Regions from separate parts of the Homo sapiens genome. Here regions 2 and 3 are each linked to region 1. The links are chromatin contacts, found by Hi-C or POLR2A ChIA-PET in ENCODE. All regions are on one chromosome and are shown on one strand. Each heading gives the region's core, a stretch centred on a gene start or an enhancer-like site at or near the end of the contact. The rest is flanking DNA. Distances are from core to core; before and after follow the strand shown. Region 1 has its middle 37 kb from the start of IFNAR1. Region 2 overlaps IFNAR2-IL10RB (IFNAR2-IL10RB readthrough). Region 3 overlaps IFNGR2 (interferon gamma receptor 2).

What was found. Hi-C counts contacts between places; a loop is a spot of excess contacts on that map. ChIA-PET counts read pairs that join two places held with the same protein, here RNA polymerase II (POLR2A). Pooled maps may share reads with other maps.
Region 2: a pooled map shows a loop between it and region 1 (2.6-fold over the local background). The contact joins two enhancer-like sites. A Hi-C loop is called at or near these places in 3 of 168 maps with a recorded cell type or tissue (CD4-positive, alpha-beta T cell, heart left ventricle and naive thymus-derived CD4-positive, alpha-beta T cell), 1 of 37 single-sample maps with no recorded cell type and 9 of 50 pooled maps. POLR2A ChIA-PET finds 5 or more read pairs at or near these places in 13 of 52 experiments (B cell, CD4-positive, alpha-beta T cell, CD4-positive, alpha-beta memory T cell and 9 more).
Region 3: a loop to region 1 is called in a map of ascending aorta, with 5 times the contacts of the local background. The contact joins two enhancer-like sites. A Hi-C loop is called at or near these places in 65 of 168 maps with a recorded cell type or tissue (A673, B cell, CD14-positive monocyte and 47 more), 37 of 37 single-sample maps with no recorded cell type and 44 of 50 pooled maps. POLR2A ChIA-PET finds 5 or more read pairs at or near these places in 29 of 52 experiments (AG04449, B cell, BJ and 23 more).

What each region holds. Positions count from the first base shown.
Region 1 is chr21:33,360,346-33,363,275 of GRCh38, forward strand. No RefSeq gene overlaps it. Among named protein-coding and RNA genes, the nearest start is that of IFNAR1, 37 kb to the left of the region's middle. RefSeq lists a silencer at 878-1,172. Within about 2 kb of position 1,471, at least 31 of the 41 ENCODE cell types and tissues checked have a DNase peak (open chromatin) inside an H3K27ac peak, as active enhancers do; they include B cell, CD14-positive monocyte, GM12878 and 5 more, where a contact is called at or near this core.
Region 2 is chr21:33,242,674-33,245,603 of GRCh38, forward strand. It overlaps IFNAR2-IL10RB (IFNAR2-IL10RB readthrough), which reads left to right. Exons shown (of 13, transcript NM_001414505.1): 3 at 1,000-1,041; 4 at 2,278-2,401. IFNAR2 (interferon alpha and beta receptor subunit 2) reads left to right here. Exons shown (of 9, transcript NM_001289125.3): 3 at 1,000-1,041; 4 at 2,278-2,401. Among named protein-coding and RNA genes, the nearest start is that of IFNAR2-IL10RB, 14 kb to the left of the region's middle. RefSeq lists an enhancer at 2,758-2,930. Within about 2 kb of position 1,523, at least 3 of the 41 ENCODE cell types and tissues checked have a DNase peak (open chromatin) inside an H3K27ac peak, as active enhancers do.
Region 3 is chr21:33,433,496-33,436,425 of GRCh38, forward strand. The region is part of intron 6 of IFNGR2 (interferon gamma receptor 2); the gene reads left to right. It also overlaps a transcript of TMEM50B not described here. Among named protein-coding and RNA genes, the nearest start is that of IFNGR2, 32 kb to the left of the region's middle. Within about 2 kb of position 1,461, at least 11 of the 41 ENCODE cell types and tissues checked have a DNase peak (open chromatin) inside an H3K27ac peak, as active enhancers do; they include B cell, CD14-positive monocyte, GM12878 and 5 more, where a contact is called at or near this core.

The sequences.
Region 1 (2,930 bases), core at 221-2,720:
GAGACTCCATCTCAAAAGAAAAAAAATGTTGGCAGAGAAGATGTTCTGTTGTTTTTTTTTTTTTTTAAGGTCTTGAGAAAAGGGAGGAAGTTGAAAAATTTTATCACTCAATAGCTGGATTAAATTAAACATTACGTCTCACAGTGACTCACCACCCTTGAGCCTCCCTCCCAGATTTTCTGGATACATCAAAGTTAAGAAGAAAAACCTATTTTCCTATCTTTCCAGTAAAAGGACCCTTTTTTCTAAACATAGTCCTTAAATATATAATAGGCTTTTTGTGTACTTGACTCTGTTGTCTATTCCCAAATTTTATAATACTTTTAATATTCTGGAATTGTACTTAGAGAGATTATTCTAAATGTTGTAGTATAAAAGTACATCATCCACTCTGAAATCTCCCTAAAAGAACTCCACTGCATACACGTGGAGAAGTCATCATGCCCCATCTGTGTCTGTACCTGCGGGTGTGTCTAGCATGCTCCCTAGGGAAGGGATTTTATACCATTTGCTTATATTTATTTGGCAAGCTCCATGAAAACAAGGACTGTTTTTTAACTTTGTGGCTGACACTTGGTTGCCTAAGTGTTTAACGGTGATTGAGCGGGGACGTTGACGGTACAAACACTGATTGAATTTACCACTGGAGGGCAACAAGTCACCCTGTTCAGGCTGACAATCGGTTACTATTCAATAATTCCATTCCCAGAAGATACGCCAAGTATGTTTATACAGGTGGTTTCTTAAAGTTCTGTTTGTGATTATCTCGTCTTGAGCAAATGAGGAAAGGATGTGAAGAATCTGGTGTCCCCATGATCTCACCCAGAAATGGTTTGGTAGTTACAAAGCAAGATAGAGCAGTTGAGCAAATACTTAGCCCATCTAGTCCTCTACCACTACCACCTTCGCCTTTTAATGAGCAGGACTTTGTAGTAAGCGAGTTGTTGAAAAGGAGCTCCACATACTTAGTAACAGCCTCGGAGCGGATGGAAAGAAGTAGGCATTGCTGCAGAGCTGAGATGAACCTGCAAGGAGACAGCCTTGGCCCCAGGGAATGATCACTGCACTGCGCCCCCTACTGGCCTGGCTGAGATGACTAGCTGTGATTCCCTCCTTAGTCTCACCTGTTGAAGATGGCGCAGAACAGTTACAGCCATGATCAAAAAAGATAATTAATACTTTAGTGTCTCCTGCCCTATCCGCCCCCAGGGAGAGGCCAGACCATTCAGGGTGCCAGCTGGAGGTTATAAGGGTGGAGTGTGGAGACAGTGTTTCGTGTCACTACTTCCTTTTTTTTTTTTTTTTTTTTTTTTTTTGAGACAGAGTTTTGCTCTTGTCGCCCAGGCTGGAGTGCGGTGGGGCGATCTCGGCTCACTCCAACTTTCACCTCCCAGGTTCAAGCAATTCTCCTGCCTCAGCCTGCTGAATAGCTGGGATTACAGGCGCCTGCCACCACGCCCAACTAATTTTTCTATTTTTAGTAGAGAGCTTCCTGATAGCTGAACATGCAGAGGCTGCTGGGAAGGGCATAGAATCTCTGCAGTCCTTCTCACATACCTTATCCTATGTATCTCTTCATCTGTATCCTTTGTAATAGCCTTCATAATAAACCGGTAAACATAAGTTAGTGTTTCCTCTAGTTCTGTTAGGCAATCTAGCAAATCAGTTGAACACAAGGAGGGGGCCATGGGACCCTCAATTTATAGTCATTCAGTCATAACAGGTAAAACCTGGGGCTTGCAATTGGCATCGGAAATAAGGGGGCAGTCTTGTGGGAATGAGCTCTCAACCTGTGAGATTGAAGCAGCATGGTTGTCTGGGGTAATACGTGTGGTTTGTTGCCCCACGCCAAGGAAATCGAGGATGGGGACACAAAAGGAGTGGGTTCAAGAGCGGAAGTTTAGCAGGCAAAAGAAAGAAGAGACCTTCCCTGTGCAGAGGAAGGAGTCCCGAACAGGTTTCCGGGTTTACAGCGAGATGCGGTTGCTTTTATAGATGAGCTTGAGGAAGCGGTGTCTTATTTACGTAGGGCACAGAGGATTGGTTGGACCAGGTGTTCCATTTACATAGCACAGGAAGAGGCTGGCCATCCCACCCTCATCTGTTATTATGCAAATGGCACCTCTACCTAGCCCAGGCCTTGTTGCCTGCTTTTTTACTGCACACGTGGCAACAAAGAAAAGGGAAAAGGGAACTTCAATATTGAATATACCTGACTTCCAAGTATCCCTTTCCTATTGGCACAGCTGCTGGCATTCGCCTATGCAAGCTTCCAGTTTGCTTATCTATGTTTGCAGCTTGAGTTTTCAGGCTCTTTTTGTTAGAAAAGAAATGATTTGGGGCTTCTTTTTATTAAAAGGCAAACCTTACTGAGGACTCTTTTATCCTCACTAACTGCCTAAATAAATTTTGTTTAGGTGTTGTATCAGGATCTGATGCTATCTCCAGGTAGACAGTGTCAGAATTAAATAGGAGGATACCCAACCAGTGTCTGCTGCAGAATTGATTGCCTTCTTGTTAATGGGGAGAAATCACTACGCATTTGGTCACAGAAGTCTTCTGTGTTTATTGTTGTGGCATGAGAGCAGAGGAAAAACGGTTTGAGATTTTTCCCCTCAAAAACATAGGGGAAATCTTCATGATATTGGACTTGGCAATGATTTATTGGCTATGACACCAAAAGCACAGACAACAAAAACAAAAGTAGACAAATGGGACTACATCAAACTTAAAAACTTCTGCATATAAAAGGAAATAATCAATGGAAAAGACAACCTTTGGAATTGGAAAAATTATTTGCAAAATATTTGCTTTGATAGATTAGCAGATAAAATGTGGTGTTCACATGCCACGGAATATTATTCAGCCTTTAAAAAGAAGGAAATTCTGAGGCCGGGCGTGGTGGCTCACGCCTGTAATCCCAGGACTTT
Region 2 (2,930 bases), core at 273-2,772, 120 kb before region 1:
AGTGAGCCGAGATCGAGCCGCTGCACTCCAGCCTGACAGAGCAAGACTCTGTCTCAAAAAAAAAAAAAAAAAAAATCTCGTGTGCGTGTGTGTGTGTGTGTGTGTGTGTGTGTGTGTGTGTGTGTGTGTGTTTTGAGGCATAGTTTCACTCTGTTGCCCAGGCTGGAGTGCAGGGTGTGAGCTCAGCTCACTGCAGCCTCCACCTCCTGGGTTCAAGCGATTCTCCTGCCTTAGCCTCCCAAGTAGACGGGATTACAGGCACCCGCCACCATGCCCGGCTAATTTTTGTATTTTTAGTAGAGACAAGGTTTCACCATGTTGGCCATGCTGGTCTCACATTGCTGACCTCAAGTGATCCACCGCCTTGGCCTCCCAGAATGCTGGGGTTACAGGTATGAGCCACTGTGTCCAGCCATTTTTTTTTTTTTTAGACAGAGTCTCCCTCTGTCACCCAGGCTGGAATGCAGTGAGCGATCTCACCTCACTGCAGCCTCCGCCTCCTGGGTTCGAGCTATTCTCCTGCCTTAGCCTCCCAAGTAGTTGGGACTGCAGGTGTGCACCACCACACCCAGCTAATTTTTTGTATTTTTAGTAGAGACAGGGTTTTGCCGTGTTGGCCAGGCTGATCTCGAATCCTGACCTTGTGTGATCCACCCACCTCGGCCTCCCAAAGTGCTGGGATTACAGACGTGAGCCACGACGCCCGGCCCCAGATATATTTTTAAGTGGAAAAAGCAGGGCAGAACAGGGACCGTACATATTGTTGTTAGTGTCAGCTCCCAAATGGATCTTATTTTATCTCAGATCACAGTCCTTGCACCATGTGCTGCTGGCACCAATGTAGAGTAAAAACCATCTATGTGGGCATTTTTTTGGCACAAGAAAAATCTCAATCTGATACCAATAAATGTGTGTTAAAGAATGTCAGACTTAGAGTAATCATTGCAAGTTGAGCCCAGATAAAACTATTGCCTCTCTAATGTGTTTTCTTCCTTCTAGTGTATATCAGCCTCGTGTTTGGTATTTCATATGATTCGCCTGGTAAGAGATGTTTTTTGGCTTCACTAAATTTTGTATAAGAGTGAAAGTGTTGGGGCAACCATTCAGAGGTATAAAATGTGGGAGATTTGATTTCTGATTGTACATCTGTTGCCTGTTTTATTGGGATTCTTTCTCTGTAAAAGGAGCTAAAATGAGCTAACTCTGGTTTTTTGAGAGATACAAAACTAGTCTAAGAAATGAACACTAGAGATCATTTTTAAACTTCTTTAAAGAATATTCAAACTCTTAATAATCTCACTAATAAAAGAATGAGGAGACACAGACTGTGCCAAATAAAAAATGGCCCAGAAATATTTACTCTTTAATTTACATTCTTCCACCCTGATGATTCCAGACAAAGGACAATAATTTTTTTTTAACTAAACTTCTTCCTACGTATATAAATCTGTCCACAAAACTTCACTAAGTATTAAATATGTGTCCAACCTTGTGCTAAGTGTTGGTTGGGGGTGAAGAGTTGGCAGTTGAGAAACAAAGGCCTGAGTCCTAACCACAGGAAACTTCAGTGATCTTTAAAAATTTAACCGTATAAGGCAGAATTTGGCAAGTCTGGCTTTAATGTCTCATTTATCACTGCCACTTCCCACCTACATGACATTGTATAATTCAACTCAGTTTCACAGTCTGTAAAATGAATCTTTTCATAGTGCCTACTTCAGCATTGTTGTGGGGCTTAAATGCTTAGAAAGGGCCAGTCTGGGCTCATGTTATACTCCCCTGCTCTCTGTGATCCAGGGAATAAGTGAGCTGGGGAATCCAGAGGAAGGAAAATTTGCAGCGGGCTGAGCTACTTAAGGAGGACTTCATGGAGGAGCTGGGAGCAGAGTTGAGAGAACGGCTTGGGGAGGGAGAATGGGTAGGGGAGAGTGAAAGGAAGTGCATCATGTGGGCTGGGATGGCCTGGGTTATTTTGGTCCAGTGAACCATGGAGGGACAGTCCAAGGGCATCGGAGAAGCCCTTCTGTCCAGACTCTCCTTACACAGTGCACAGTCCCTGTTTCCCATGCTTGCCTGCCCTGACAATATGTTGCTCGTTAATTGACTTACTAATTTATTTCCCATGTCCTGTAGACTTCCTGTTTTCAAGACACCAGGGCTCTCTGGAGAGGTTATCTGCCAGAGGTGTGGGTTCTAGATCCCAAGAAATGACTGAACAGTGGCCAGAATACAACTGTGGGTTCCAAATTTCAATGCCCTTTTTCTTCTTCTCTTTAGATTACACAGATGAATCTTGCACTTTCAAGATATCATTGCGAAATTTCCGGTCCATCTTATCATGGGAATTAAAAAACCACTCCATTGTACCAACTCACTATACATTGCTGTATACAATCATGAGGTTGGTTTGATATTTCATTTTCTCTTGGTAAACATATTATTGTTCTGTTATATGGGGAGAGGTGATCTTTTCTCTCTCTCTGTCTCTCCCTCTCCCTTTTCCTATCTACCTCTCCTTCTCTCTGCGTTTCTTATTCAGAGCCTTAAAAAGCCAAAGACAAAACACCATCACACATCCATTTTTAATTCAGTTGAATACTTTAATAATCCAAATCTATTTTGACAAAGCTTGTATGTGTCATCAAAGCCAATTTCTACAGGTCAGAACCTCACATACAAAATAATTCTTGTGTATGGGTTAGGCAATGATTTCTCTAATTCAGTCAGTCTGAATGTTTAAAAGTCCTGTTATCTGAGGACAGGAATCCAAAGGTCTATTGACCATATTGATGGTTTATGTTCACTTTTCTTTACTCTGGTGGGACACCAGAAAGCTGCCTGGCCTAGTCTGGGACAGGCCTGGGTCCATAGTCTGGTTTGGTCACTAACCAGCTTGACACTTGGCACGGACCTCAGCCCCTAAGCTAATG
Region 3 (2,930 bases), core at 211-2,710, 73 kb after region 1:
AGTAGAGTAGGGCAGTCACAAAAGGATACTGTCTGCTTCCACTTAAATGAGGTCCCCAGAGTCATCAAATCCATAAAGACAGGAAGTAGAATGGTGGTTGCGGTGGTGGAGGGAGGGAAGTGGGAAGTTCGTGTTGAATGGGGCCAGAGTTTCAGTTCTGGGGCTGTACAGAGTTCTGGAGATGGATGGTGGTCATGATTGCACAATGTGAATGTGCTTGGCACTACCGAACTGTACACCTAAAAAGAGTTATGATGGTACATTTTATGTTATGTGTATTTTACCACAATTTAATTTTTTTTTTTTAATGGCATGGGGTTGGCTAAAAAGGTGGCCTGGCCTGGAGATTGGCTGCAGTAGACCCCTCTCCGAGGCAGCAGGTCTCCTCTGCTGTCTGGAGAATGCTCCAGGGAAGTGGCCTGGCTGGAGGACGTGAAGGCGGTGGAGACAGTGATCAGGAGCTTGAGCTTTGGGGCCCACAGGGTGCTTAGGAGGGCCCTAAGGCAGAGTCAACACCCAGAGCTGTGAGTGCCAGGCCCCGTGTACCCATTGCCCAGTGGGTATTGCTAATATTTGAAAGGACTTGAGAAAGAACAGTAGCGTGGGTCTTGTGGAAAGTCTTATTTTCCTGCATAACCCCAGCCCCCTGAGGCTCTGTGAGGCCATTGGGCCTTCTGAGGACACGGTCAGGACATTTTGGGGATCAGAGGCGAGCTGAGAGAAGAACATTTAAAAAGCATTTGCAGCCGGGCGCAGTGACCCACACCTGTAATCCCAGGACTTGGGGAGGCCAGGGTGGGCAGATCACCTGAGGTCAGGAGTTCGAGACCAGCCTGGCCAACATGGTGAAACCCTGTCTCTACCAAAAATACAAAAATTAGCCGGGCGTGGTGGTGGGCGCCTGTAATCCCAGCTACATGAGAGGCTGAGGCAGGAGAATTGCTTGAACCCAGGAGGTGGAAGTTACAGTAAGCCAATATCGCACCATAGCACTTTAGCTTGGGTGGCAGAGCAAGACTCCATCTCAAAAAAATAAAATAAATAAAAAGCATTTGCTTCTGGAGGCTTCACATTATTCTTGGGTAAACCTAGAGTAAAGGTGTTGGAAGCAGAATGTTACTCAGTTACATGTGGGATGAACAGAGGTTAGATAAGGTCCAAGTCTGCAGAAACATAGCAGCACTTTCAGAAAGAACCCTAGTCACTTGTTCCTTCATCTGCCATGATGTATTGTAGGTACACAGGCAGTATACAGATTCCCTACTAGAACCTCCCTGGTTAATATTGTCACAAAATCACAGCTCCTAACAGGTCTCAGAATCTTACTTGCAGTAATAATCTCTCTCTCTCCTGGTAGAACTACCAGCTGAGCCCCAGTACATGAATATACTATGAGTCATTCCTCTGAGACATGAACAGAAAACACAGGCCTGTCAGTTCACTTTTCTAGGAAAGCATAAAGAACATCCGCCAAAGGTCTCTGAGTTACATGGGAACAGTGAATCATGTTTCACTTATAATTCTGGGGTTTCACAAGGGTACATGTTTTGGTTTTGTTCCTCTTTCAGTCAGTCAGCTACAAGCTTATTGTCTTCCAGTATCTTTCAGCATTTCCAAGAGCTAGACACTAGATTCTTGGTAACTTGGTGAATCTATGGCTAAGCCTAAAGCCTGCGGGAGCAAAAGGGAAATTAATCGCTGGGAAACACCCCTTTATATGTTAAGGCCTAAGGCCCTCGCTCCCAGATTCTCTGCTTGCTGTGCGCTGGTGCAAGGGGAGGGGTGGAGGAGTGCCTGAGACCAATGCTTGTGAACTTGCCCTCTTTTTCCCCATCACAGCTGAACAAGAGCCCCCAGTCCCTCCTTCACTGAAAGGTTACAATTTTAGAGACGTCTTAAGATTAATAACCCACAGGCCTACACTGAGGGTTGCAAGGAAGAACTTGCTTTTCTTCCAATCAGAAAATCAGAAGAAAAAAACAAAACTTGCTTTTCCTGAGTTTTGCCCTTTTAAACTCTCAGCATATTAACATGGTCAGCCCTGGGATGAGTATTAAAGTGATTACTGAGATGAGGGGTAAGGAGTATTCAACTATTAGAAGTTGTTGGCTGGGTGAGGTGGCTCATGCCTGTAATCCCAGCACTTTGAGAGGCCGAGGTGGGTGGATCATGAAGTCAGGAGATCGAGACCATCCTGGCCAACAGGGTGAAACCCTGTCTCTACTAAAAATACAAAAATTACCCAGGCATGGTGGCATGCGCCTGTAGTCCCAGCTACTTGGGAGGCTGAGGCAGGAGAATCACTTGAACCCAGGAGGCGGAGGCTGCAGTGAGCTGAGATCCACGCCACTGCACTCCAGCCTGGCAACAGAGCAAGACTCCGTCTCAAAAAAAAAAAAAAAAAAAAAAAAATTAGCCAGCCGTGGTGGTGCACGCCTGCAATCCTAGCTACTTGGTTGGGAAGCTGAGGCAGGAGAATTGCTTGAACCCAGGAGGCGGAAGTTGCAGTGAGCCGAGATCGCGCCACTGCACTCCAGCCTGGGCGAAAAAGAGACTGACTCAACAACAATAAAAAATTGTTGCCGGGTGCAGTGGCTCACACCTGCAATCCCAGCACTTTGGGAGGCCGAGGCGGGCGGATCACCTGAGGTCAGGAGTTCGAGACAGCCTGACCAACATGGGAAACCCCGTCTCTACTTAAAATACAAAATTAGCAGGGTGTGGTGGTGCATGCCTGTAATCCCAGCTACTTGGGAGGCTGAGGCAGAGGTTGCAGTGAGATGAGATCGTGTCATTGCACTCCAGCCTGGGCAACAACGTGAAACTCCGTCTCAAAAAAAAAAAATTGTTTCATTGTTGAATAAAAAGAAAAATAAGTTATGTCATTGGTGGACAGAATCAACTTATATCTGAATAAAATAACTATACCA